Linked DNA regions of Homo sapiens: regions 2 and 3 are each linked to region 1. The links are chromatin contacts, found by Hi-C or POLR2A ChIA-PET in ENCODE. All regions are on one chromosome and are shown on one strand. Each heading gives the region's core, a stretch centred on a gene start or an enhancer-like site at or near the end of the contact. The rest is flanking DNA. Distances are from core to core; before and after follow the strand shown. Region 1 holds the start of SLC25A5 (solute carrier family 25 member 5). Region 2 overlaps SEPTIN6 (septin 6). Region 3 overlaps SEPTIN6 (septin 6).

The links. A loop is a pair of places that touch in the nucleus more often than their neighbours do. ChIA-PET counts read pairs that join two places held with the same protein, here RNA polymerase II (POLR2A). Pooled maps may share reads with other maps.
Region 2: a pooled map shows a loop between it and region 1 (3-fold over the local background). The contact joins the enhancer-like site here to the promoter of SLC25A5 in region 1. A Hi-C loop is called at or near these places in 7 of 50 pooled maps. POLR2A ChIA-PET finds 5 or more read pairs at or near these places in 2 of 52 experiments (HEK293 and activated T-cell).
Region 3: a loop to region 1 is called in a pooled map, with 2.6 times the contacts of the local background. The contact joins the enhancer-like site here to the promoter of SLC25A5 in region 1. A Hi-C loop is called at or near these places in 7 of 50 pooled maps. POLR2A ChIA-PET finds 5 or more read pairs at or near these places in 3 of 52 experiments (HEK293, T-cell and common myeloid progenitor, CD34-positive).

Annotation. Positions count from the first base shown.
Region 1 is chrX:119,466,102-119,469,693 of GRCh38, reverse strand. SLC25A5 (solute carrier family 25 member 5) reads right to left here and starts at 1,250. Exons shown (of 4, transcript NM_001152.5): 1 at 1,068-1,250; 2 at 1-33. The coding sequence starts at 1,178. SLC25A5-AS1 (SLC25A5 antisense RNA 1) reads left to right here and starts at 574. Exons shown (of 1, transcript NR_028443.1): 1 at 574-3,592. RefSeq lists silencers at 461-700, 1,191-1,570.
Region 2 is chrX:119,676,785-119,680,376 of GRCh38, reverse strand. All of the region lies in intron 1 of SEPTIN6 (septin 6), which reads left to right. Among named protein-coding and RNA genes, the nearest start is that of SEPTIN6, 15 kb to the left of the region's middle. RefSeq lists a silencer at 2,156-2,275 and an enhancer at 2,214-2,714. Within about 2 kb of position 1,601, at least 6 of the 41 ENCODE cell types and tissues checked have a DNase peak (open chromatin) inside an H3K27ac peak, as active enhancers do.
Region 3 is chrX:119,652,662-119,656,253 of GRCh38, reverse strand. It overlaps SEPTIN6 (septin 6), which reads left to right. Exons shown (of 11, transcript NM_145799.4): 4 at 3,214-3,400. Among named protein-coding and RNA genes, the nearest start is that of MIR766, 7.6 kb to the right of the region's middle. RefSeq lists an enhancer at 724-773. Within about 2 kb of position 1,978, at least 10 of the 41 ENCODE cell types and tissues checked have a DNase peak (open chromatin) inside an H3K27ac peak, as active enhancers do.

The DNA of each region.
Region 1 (3,592 bases), core at 1-2,500:
ATCTGCAGTGATCTGCTTGCTGGCATGCTGCACCTAACAGACAGGAAGGAAGCCAACAGGGACAGTTATAACCATGGGGAAGGGAAAGAGAAGAGCTTATGCCATCTCGATCAATGCCCTTTAAGGTAGGCTCCCCTCTCTCAAATCTAGTCTTCGTATATCATACTGGCTGGACCCTCCCAACCCTCTGAGGCTGTCACAGGGGAAGAGGTGATCTGCACCAGTAGCATTAAGCCTCCACCCCTCTGAGTGGAGAGGGGGCATCCTCCAGCGGACCCGTGACCTTCAGACCTAGGAGAAAGGTCATTACCTCAAACCCAGGTTCAGAGGCATTAGGGCGAGTCCCACATAGGGCGCGGTCACCTTGGGGACCGCAGCCTACGCCTCAAGTCTCCTGAGCTGCTTCCGTCTCGCTCCGCCCCCACTCCGCTCCCAGAGGTGACCCGAGCGCCGCCGCCGCCAGCCCTACACGCTAGCCCAGGAGCGCCCTCTAGAGCCGGCACTGGAGAGCGCGCGGCGCAGGGAGGCAGGCGGAGACGCGGCGGCAGCGGCCGCGGCTGCGCGGGGGCGGACGTAAAAGGCACACGCGCTTCCCGGCGCCGGCTTCCGGCCCGGCGAGGTTTGAGCGCGTCCGCGGGCTGGGAGGCCGCTGGACCCGGGCGCATGGCCTCCCCCGGGCAGTTATCTCCTTGCCGCGACCTTGAGGTCTTCGGTAAGAACTGGCGTTCCTCTTTCTAACGCCGGCTTTCGGCCTTCGCCCTTGACGCCCAGGCCCGGGGAGGCCGTCACTCAGAAACTGCTCCATCCGAGTCCGCCGCCTCGGAGATGCCGAGAGCCTGGTCCTGCCCTCTGCCCCCGGCCCCTTCCTAGACTCACTACTTCAGGTCACTAAAGGCGCCTCCCACCAGTTTGACTTCTGTTCTGCCTCTGCGCCCCGCTCTGGCCTCTCCTAAGCCGCTTCCCTGGCCATGTCTTTAGAGTTCGCTCCCCGCCACCCCTCGGGCGCCCGCCTTCTGTGCGACCCTTCCCCCCACTTCCTGGTTGGGCTCCTGGATCCCAGGACGTACCTGCAGCAGCAGCTTGACCCGCTCGATGGGCGCTACCGCCGTCTTGGAGATGGCTGCGGCCACTCCACCTGCCAGGAAGTCCTTGGCGAAGGACACAGCGGCATCTGTCATGTTGAAAGAGGAGGCAGACTGCTGCAGGACGGGACTGGGCCGGGAACCGGCTTTGACTCCGGCGCTGCGGGGCGGAGCGAAGCAAATGGCCGATTTATATAGGGGGAGCCGGAGCTGGAGCGGCAGGCGTCGGAGGCGGGGCCGGGGCGGGGTCTGGGCCCCGGCGCGCTGGGCGGCAGAGCCGCTGAGTGGCCCAGCTCGCAGGAGGAGGAGTCGTGGAGGGCGGGCCGGGACTGCTCTCCGCGCCGCCCGTGCTCGCCCTCGGCACCTGACCCGGCGAGAGGAAGGGGCGGGTCCAGAGAACACCCGGGACTTGAACGCTGGACCCTGAGAGAGGCCTCGGAGAGGGGAGGAAGGGTGAGGTCACGATGTGCCTGGACAAAAACCCTTGGAGCAGGACCAGGACTAGGGTGAGACGCATTTGCTACAGGGATGCCAAAAGAACCCTTCAGTCATCGAGATAAACAGTAGTCAATGCGATACTTTAAAAAAGTCGTATGGGCAAACTACATCCTACTGGCCGGCCCCCTTGTTTTGTAAATAAAGTTTAATTGGAGTGTCAAGGCTGGGTTTAGGGTGAGGCAAGCGAGACAAGGTCATGCAAGTGCAGGTTGGGATCCTGTCTGTATTTCAAATGTTGATCATTTGTTCATCATGGATTTTTGCATTGCTTCTGATTTTTTTAAAATAGTACATGAAAAATCATTTGTCTTAATTACTGAGTTGTTTTTCACCAAGGTGAATGCCTCACTCTTCCCACTCTAGACCGTGTGCTGTCCTGGAGCCAGTGAAACCAGACGAAATTAAGGGAACAGCAGACGAAGGAACTGCCACCGTGCCCCAGACCCTGGTTTGCAAATACAGTTCGACAAAGATCTTGCCAGGAATTGGCCTGGGAGAGTCCAAAGGACTGGGCTGGGGGTGGGGAAATGATTTTAGCCAGAAGACAAATATAGAGGTTGTACCCAGAAGGTTAAGAGGCTTAGGAAGGTTAAGAACTACGTTAACATTTGGCTCCCAGGACCCCAGGTAAAGTGCCCTTGGATTGAATAGATTTCTGAACTCCAGAAACATTTAGAGGAATCAATAGAATTAGATTGGCAGCCATTGTGCCAATGGACAAGTGCTTACTGAGCCCCTTAATCCCTTCACTGGGTAAGCATTTGCCACACATGTCCTCAAAAACCTACTTGTTAGCTTAAGTGGACTCCCTCAAGTTCAGAACAGGAGCAAATAGTGTAATCACAAGTTCCGTGTCTGAATAATCATAACAATGTTTATAAAAATAAGGACGACTGTTGAAAACTGCAACTGCAGCTGAACCTTATGTGCCCAGACTTCAGAATTCCCATAGGCAAAATGCCAGCAGGCCTTTGCACACTGAACACATAGTGTTCATATCCTTCACTTTCCTTTCCTGCCCTCTCCTATCTTCTCCAGATCTGCCTGTGAAAGGACCCAATTCTAGGACCCCCCAGGATGGTTAGGCCCTTCCTCTGAAAGTACACTTTGCAATTTGTTAGTCTCCTCAAGAACCCCAGCGATCGAAACTGATGCACACAAATTGCATGTGTTCAAAGGAGCAATTTTGAATCTAGCTTTGTTGATCCTGGGAGAAATCTTTGACCTGTGTTAGTGAAAGGCTATGGTGTTTCTCAGCTGATTATAATAGCGAGGTAGCTGAATGCAAAAAAACAGTTTCAGAGAATGGTAGAGTATATCCTCCAAAGGTGATACTCGCTTCTCTATTCTGGTGAGAGAAACAAGAGCTAAAGCAAAATTCTACAGAGGGCTTTATTTGGAGAGAGGTGGATTTTATTTATAATGCATTTAAAATTCAAAATCTTTCTAGTTTGAACTCTTGACATTCTGATTAATGCATTTTTATTCAACTGTTAATTATTCCTCGATACACCTCGCCATCACTTGTGTATCCCTTTTCTACATGTGACCTTTCCCTGGCCACATCTGCTACTCTCTTTGAGCATGATGCCTCTACTGTATTCTATTCCAGAGCTCATTGTTTTGTCAGTTTTTTTTCTCTCCACAAAAAAAGATGATCAAATAATTACATAGAATTTTTCCCTTCTCAGTCTTTGGGTAACTAAGTGTGGTTTTATTGACGATGAAATACAAGATGGGTCATTTAAAAGCAACTTCTTGTCATCACTTGGTATTTTGCTAAATCCACGGTGAGCTGGAGCTCCCGTAGTCACCTATCACCGCGTGTATTTTAAGGAGTCAGATATTCTCGAAACTGTTAAGATCATGAAAGACAAAGAGACTAAGGAACTGTCACAGATTAAAGGAGACTAAAGATACTTGACAACTGAATGTAATATATGACACTCAACCGGCTCCTGTACCAGAAAAAGGACATTGGTTATATTGGTGAGGTTTGAATATCTGTAGAT
Region 2 (3,592 bases), core at 352-2,851, 210 kb before region 1:
ATTACCTGGGCGTGGTGGTGCACACCTGTAGTCCCAGCTACTCCGGAGGCTGAGGCAGGAGAATCGCTTGAACCCATGGGCCGAGATTGTGCCACTGCACTCCAGCCTGGACAACAAGAGAGAAACTCCATCTCTAATAAATAAATAAATAAATAAATAAATAAATAAATAAATAAATAAAATTAAGAGTGTTTATCTCTGGAGAGTGATATTATGGTTGATTTTGATTTTCTTCTTTATTATTATCTGTATGTTCTAAAATTTCTACAGTGAACATTGATTACTTCCACAAAATAAAAAATCTGATAAATGTAATTTTTTTAGTAACAGCTAATTTAAAATCAGTCTCCTCATCGTCCCCATTAAACAGGCATCTTTTCCTGGCTTTCCTATGTGTCTCCATGGTGCTGTCAATCCAAGCTCCCGGGCTTAGACCCTTGCGATTGTTCTCTCTGCCCAATCACTCCTTGAGGCTCATCCCTTCTTTTTTAATTAATTAATGTATTTATTTTTGAGACGGAGTCTCTCTCTGTCCCCCAGGCTGGCTGGAGTGCAGTGGCGCAATCTCGGCTCACTGCAAACTCCGCCTCCTGGGTTCAAGTGATTCTCCTGCCTCTCAGCCTCCTGAGTGGCTGGGATTACAGGCTCCCGCCACCACGCCCGGCTAATTTTTGTATTTTTAGTAGAGATGGGGTTTCACCATGTTGGCCAGGCTGGTTTTGAACTCCTGACCTCGTGATCCGCCTGCCTCAGCCTCCCAAAGTGCTGGGATTACAGGCGTGAGCCACTGCTCCCGGCAGAGGCTCATCCCTTCTTAAGACATCTCTCAAATTTGTTCCTTCTCTTTGAGTCCCAAGTCAGGTCAGTTCACACCAACCAGCATTTATTGTCACAGTGCCTGGATGTCACTCTGCTGGCTCAACATTATTGGAGTCATCTCCTCCTATGTCTTCCTGCTCCTAGTCTCTCTGTCCATCCAATCAAGCAAACACCCTGCAGCTGGAGTGATCTTTTAAAAACACTCCCTGTATCATGGCCCTCCCTGCTCAAATCACTCAAAATCCCCCAAATCCCATTGCTTAGGAAATGAAGTCCATACTTCTGCTTCTTAGGGCTTAAAAAATTATTTCTTTTGGGCCAGGCATGGTGGCTCATGCCTGTAATCCCAGCACTTTGGGAGGCCAAGGTGGGTGGATCACCTGAGGTCAGTAGTTCAAGACCAGCCTGGCCAACATGGCAAAACCCCATCTCTACTAAAATATACAAAAAATTAGCCGGGTGCGGTGGTGGGCACCCAGCTACTCGGGAGGCTGAGGCAGGAGAATCGCTTGAACCTGGGAGGCGGAAGTTGCAGTGAGCTGAGATCGCGCCACTGCACTCTAGCCTGGGAGACAGGGAGAGACTCCTTATCAAAAAAAAAGGAAAGAAAAGAAAATTTTTTCTTCTGCCGTTTAGGGCTCTTTACAGCACTGTCTTCAGTTTGAAAATTCATTTCCTCTCCTTTTGACTTTGGAGCACTTGAAGCTTCATGGTGCTGAATTTGTTGGAGGCCGGAAGAGGCAGCCAGGGGTGATAACAAATGGCTCAGGAAACCTCAACTCTGAGTCCACCTCAATTTCCGATGCCTGCTACATCGGAGGCTCCGTAAAGAAAGCATATCAGTTCTCATGTCCCTGACTCCCCTGCAGCGTTGCGGACCAAGAACTAGCAGTGGGAATCTTGCATCTTACTTTGTTTGCTTTAATAAAGAGAAGGGGAAATGAGAAGGAGAAGCAGAAAGGGGTGAACGTAGAACAAAGCCTTGAGTGATGTGAACCACTCATGAGGCTCAGCTGTCTTTATTTATTTTTTTTTTTTTGAGACGGAGTCTCGCTCTGTCGCCCAGGCTGGGTGCAGTGGCGCGATCTCGGCTCACTGCAAGCTCAGCCTCCCAGGTTCACGCCATTCTCCTGCCTCAGCCTCCTGAGTAGCTGGGACTACAGGCGCCCGCCACCACGCCCGGCTAATTTTTTGTATTTTTAGTAGAGACGGGGTTTCACCGTGTTAGCCAGGATGGTCTCCATCTCCTGACCTCGTGATCCGCCCACCTCGGCCTCCCAAAGTGCTGAGATTACAGGCATGAGCCACCGCGCCCGGCCGAGACAGTGTCTTGCTCTGTTACCCAGGCTGGAGTGCAATGGCGAGATCATGGCTCACTGCAGCCTCGACCTCCTGGGCTCAGGTGATCCTCCCACCTCAGCCTGCTGAGTAGCTGAGACCACAGGCTCACGACACCATGCCCGGCTCATTTTTGTATTTTTCTTGTTGTTGAGATGGGGTTTTGCCATTGTTGCTCAGTCTGGTCTCAAACTCCTGGGCTCAAGAGATCCGCCCACTTCGGCCTCCCCAAGTGCTGCGATTGCAGGTGCGAGCCACTGCACCCAGCCTCAGGTGTCTTCAGGGGACCCCCTGGGGCAGAGAATACACCAACTCTCACTGAATGATGGCATATGGTTGTCTGTTAAGAGTTCTCCACTGGGAGGGTGTGGGGTGAGATGTGTGAGGGTAATGAACTTGCCACATGGCATTCACCGGCACTAGCCCTGTCGCTTGCCCTCACAGGATCTAGTGACACCGATGGGAGTGAGATCTAAAGCTGTGTGAAGGGGCTATCTGGGAGCCGGTTCTGACAAAGTTGGCTGCTGAGAGGCTCCACCACCCTCACACCCCACCCCTTTCAGTGTGAAAATGTGCCCTTATTATGGACCTAGTCTAAAAGGTGGTCCAGCCCAACAGAAGAGCTGCCTGCTTAGTGCAGCCTGTGATGCTGGGCTGGGCCTCCTGGCACTAACCGTGCCCTTCTTGGACTGCTCTTGGCATCTTTCTAGTTATGGAAAGCTTGGTGCAGCCCCACCCAACAGAAACTGACTCCTTACATAGTACTCCCTTCTTGTCTAGCTCAGCTGTCTCAAGCTCCCTTCTCCCCTGTCCCCTCCCCTCCCCTGTGGCCGTTGGTTGGTATTTGGCACATTTCTTGAGTCCACGCTCCACGCAGGCCCCTTTTATGCTTCCCCCTGGCTCCTTGGAATCCTGTTCCAGTTTGAGTCTCCTCCTGTTTTGTAAAATCATTAACTATAAGCAGCTTTGGGCCTTGCAGGCGAAGCAAAGGCCCTCTGCTTTCCAGGGCTGGGAGTGGCTTGGCTGACCCTTAGGGAGTCAAGGGACCCAGAGGAAGCACGGAGGCAGCTTCTTGTAGCCATAGGGAGCCACAGTGTTCCATGCAGTACCCTTCAGGCTGGGGGTGTAAGGATAACCCCACAGTGAATAACAACAGCAGCTACTGCTGATTGAATGCTCACCACATGCTAGGCACTACGCTAAGGGCTTGAGGAGCATGATCCTGTATAATCCTCACACTCCTACTCAATAGTTTCCGATTTTATGGATGGGGAAAACTTAAGAAGTTTATGTAACTTGTCTGAGGGTGACACAGCCAGGAGATGGTGGAGATGGGGCTGTAACTAACACCTGCCAGATTTCAAAGCCTCTACTCTTAACCTCTACACTACACTGCCTTTGTAGGTCCTCAAAATGCTCTAGAGAGAGAGGAACA
Region 3 (3,592 bases), core at 729-3,228, 190 kb before region 1:
ATCATTATCCGAAATGAATAAGTATTATTGTCTAGACCAGGGGTTATTTTGTGCCATTGGCCCCGTTAGCAATCTAGTGAGGCCTATGGGCTCATTCTCAAAATAATGTTTTTAAATGCCTAAAATATACCAAGTATACTAAAAATACAGTTACTAAAATATTTAAAAATTGTGACTTAGCAATCCATGTGCTTCTCTATCAATTCCAGAAGTAATAATATCTATATGCAGGCTTAATAATTACCAGAATTTGAATGTTGTAATGAGTATAAATGCTATTTTGAGCTATTTACAACAACTGGAATGGGAAATGATGATATCAGTGATTTCTATTGGTTATGAAATCACAGGTACTGCTAACATTACTATAGATTGTTACCTATGTCTGCAGCTGAAGAAACTGCTAAACTTCAGTTAGAGATTAGTGAAAAAGATGTATTTTTTTCCTATCTAAGTTCACAGATCCTCTGAATTCTATTCACAGAACCTAGGAGGTCCATGAACCCTGTGTTAAGAACGGCTGTCTTGAAATGTCAAAGATTATCAGTAGTGATGGGGAGGGATGGAGTCTGTTGGAGCTGGTTTTGGTCGAAAATGGAGGAGATGAGGAGATCACAGTGAGCGAGGGAATCAAGAGCTAGAAGAAAGCTGCCCTCTCTGCCCTTCCATGGGACTTGGGTGTGGAGATGAAGAAATTTCCAGTTGAGAAGGATATGAGAAAAGCAGCATCTCTGAAGGATAGTCAGGTGTCACTTAGAGGAAGGAAGCAGTTTGGGAGGAGGTAGCCTATAAGAGTAAAGGATTTTGTTTACCACCCACTGGAGTCCAGTGAGCAGCACAACAGAGTGTGGGAGAGAGGTGGCCACCGTGGGAAGATGAGTCACTGGGGCCTGGGGGTGGAGGGAATGCAGAGCAGTAGCGGAAACTTTACTATGTTCCAGACAGCAGGCTAGACGTGGAGGATACAGAGATGAATAAGACGAAGATAAGCCACCCATTTAGGATTCGTCTACACCAAATCCTGGTGGCTGATTGGCTGGTTTGGCTGGTCTGATCCATGTACATCTTGAGAGCTTCCGAGAGCCAGAGGCAATTGCAGTAAGACAGGCACAGGGTATCACTACAGATTTCGGGGTGTGTGGGGGAGCTAAAAAATGCACTTTTTAGCTTTATTTTCTTTCCTCTGATTCCTTCTGCAAAGCAAAAAATGAAGTAAAAAAAAATTACGTAATTGAGAAAAAAAATGAAGCAGTGCCATCATCAACTATTTCAAATCAGCAAAACATCCAAAAATTAATTAAATAAGCCTAGGGGATACATTCCCCACCCTCACTCCAAATTCGTCAGGAACCTTCTAAGGATCTTTGCAACCAAGAGATTCTTTGATGCGATTACCCTTCGGAACAGTGGCTCGGAGGGATCAAAGGAATAAAGAAAGGACTATGTTTTTAGAGTTTTCTCTGGGGCTTGGGAGGCAGAGGTTGCAGTGAGTGGAGATCGCACCACTGCACTCCTGCCCGGGCAACAGAGCGAAACTCCATCTTAAAAAAAAAGATTTTTCTCTGGGGCTCCAGAGATAGCCTGCACCTGGATCTCAGCTCTGGCTGCAGCTCTCAGAATCTAGGATCCTGTGATTCTTTCTTAAAAGGCTATTTTCCCCTTCTCTACTAGGGGGATCTTTCAGAAAGGCTCAGCCTGGGAGCTGCTGCAGGTGGGAGGCATTGGCTGGGCTCAGCTCCTCCTTTGATCATCATGTTCCCTTCTGGCAGCGGTATCTGAAAACTCCCTGCCCTGGGCCCACATGACAAGCCTCTTCTAGCCTGAAGGGAGGCACCCCCTCAGCCAGAGAGGCAGCAGACAGACAGGGGAGATGAGAACAAGAGGCAGAGCTGAGCTAAGCTGACCTAGTTAGAGCAGAAAGAGGCCGTAGGGGTGACGGGGATGACGTGGGAGGGGACTGGGACAGAGGGAGAGGGAAGTTTCCCAGGGAGGCCCAGGAAAGAGAGACATAGAGGGCTGACTGTTGTTTAAGAAGCCTTGGCAAGACTTGGGGGCCACCTAGAGGAGCCGCGTGTGGAGACTCAGTGAGCTGGCGGGCCTGTGTCCATGTGTGCAGGGTGTGCGGAGGGGAGTAGCTTTACCAGATTTTGCCTGAATACTTTGTTTGTTTGTTTGTTTGTTTTTGGAGATGGGGTCTCACTCTGTTGCCCAGGCTGGAGTGCAGTGGCATGATCTCCACTCACTGCAACCTCTGCCTTCCGGGTTCAAGCGATTCTCCTGCCTCAGCCTCCTGAGTAGCTGGGATTACAGGCATGAGCTACCACAGCTGGCTAATTTTTGTATTTTTAGTAGAGACGAAGTTTTGCCGTGTTGCCCAGGCTGGTCTCGAATCCTGAGCTCAGAAGATCCGCCCGTCTCAGCCTCCCAAAGTGCTGGGATTACGAGCCATGATCCACTGTGCCTGGCCTGAATACTTAAAGTCACCACCTTGGCAGAAATGAGAATCAGAAAAATATCTTGACCTTGGGGGAGCCAAGTGTGGAGCTCCGCTAAACCTAGCGAGAATGAGCAAAAGCCCTGAATGTTCTCACAAGATTGCCCAGCAGTGGGCCAAAGAGAGGTCTTGTTACCCACTGTGTACCCAGCTCTCATCTAGGCACTGTAGGGCGAGATAAAGGGAGCAAAGACATGAGCCCAGCTTGGAGGAAAATCAGTCCCTCTACAGATACAGCCAGTGGGCTCCATGCTGTGTTGGGGCCCCCCGAGGGACAGACAAGTGCCCTTCACAGGCCCTGCTCTTTAGGAAGGCACAATCTATTTGAGAGAATCCTTGTGAAGCAACAATAAGTAATTGAATGCCATTTCTTGTTATGCCCCTGACTCGCAGAAGGGATTTCTGGCATAAGTGGGGAAGGCCGTAGGAAGGAGGAGGACATTAAGCTGAGCCCTGAGGTCTGGGAGGGCAGAATTGGGATGAGGAGAGAGAAAGGGGCATTCTAGTGAAGGTGCACAGATGGGCATAAGTTTGGCTCATGTAGGGACCAAGAAGGTGGCCAGGCTGACAAGATTGGAGGCCCACTGAAGGGAGATGGAGAAATGCAGTTGGATGGGAGAGAGTCAAGATTACAGAGGGCATTTGAAACTTCCAAAAAGGACGGTGTCAAAATCCAAGTTTTTGACGGGATCCGCCTCTGTCCCTGCTCTCCCTTTTAGCTACAAGCCTATCGTGGAATTCATCGATGCACAATTCGAGGCCTACCTGCAGGAAGAGCTAAAGATCCGAAGAGTGCTACACACCTACCATGACTCCCGAATCCATGTCTGCTTGTATTTCATTGCCCCCACGGGTCATTCCCTGAAGTCTCTGGACCTAGTGACTATGAAGAAGCTGGACAGTAAGGTATAGGAGGCAGGGGCGGGGGCGCTGGGGGCTCACTCTTACTGATCTCTTGTGCAAAGTAGATGTGGGATTCCGGGAGAGATTTGTGGCATCCTCATCCTCTCCCTCATTCCCTGTCCCTCCATAAAGATGGTGTTACGGATCCAGCACCAGCGTCGTAAGCTTTGTGATCTGTTTTCCCAGCACTAGGGA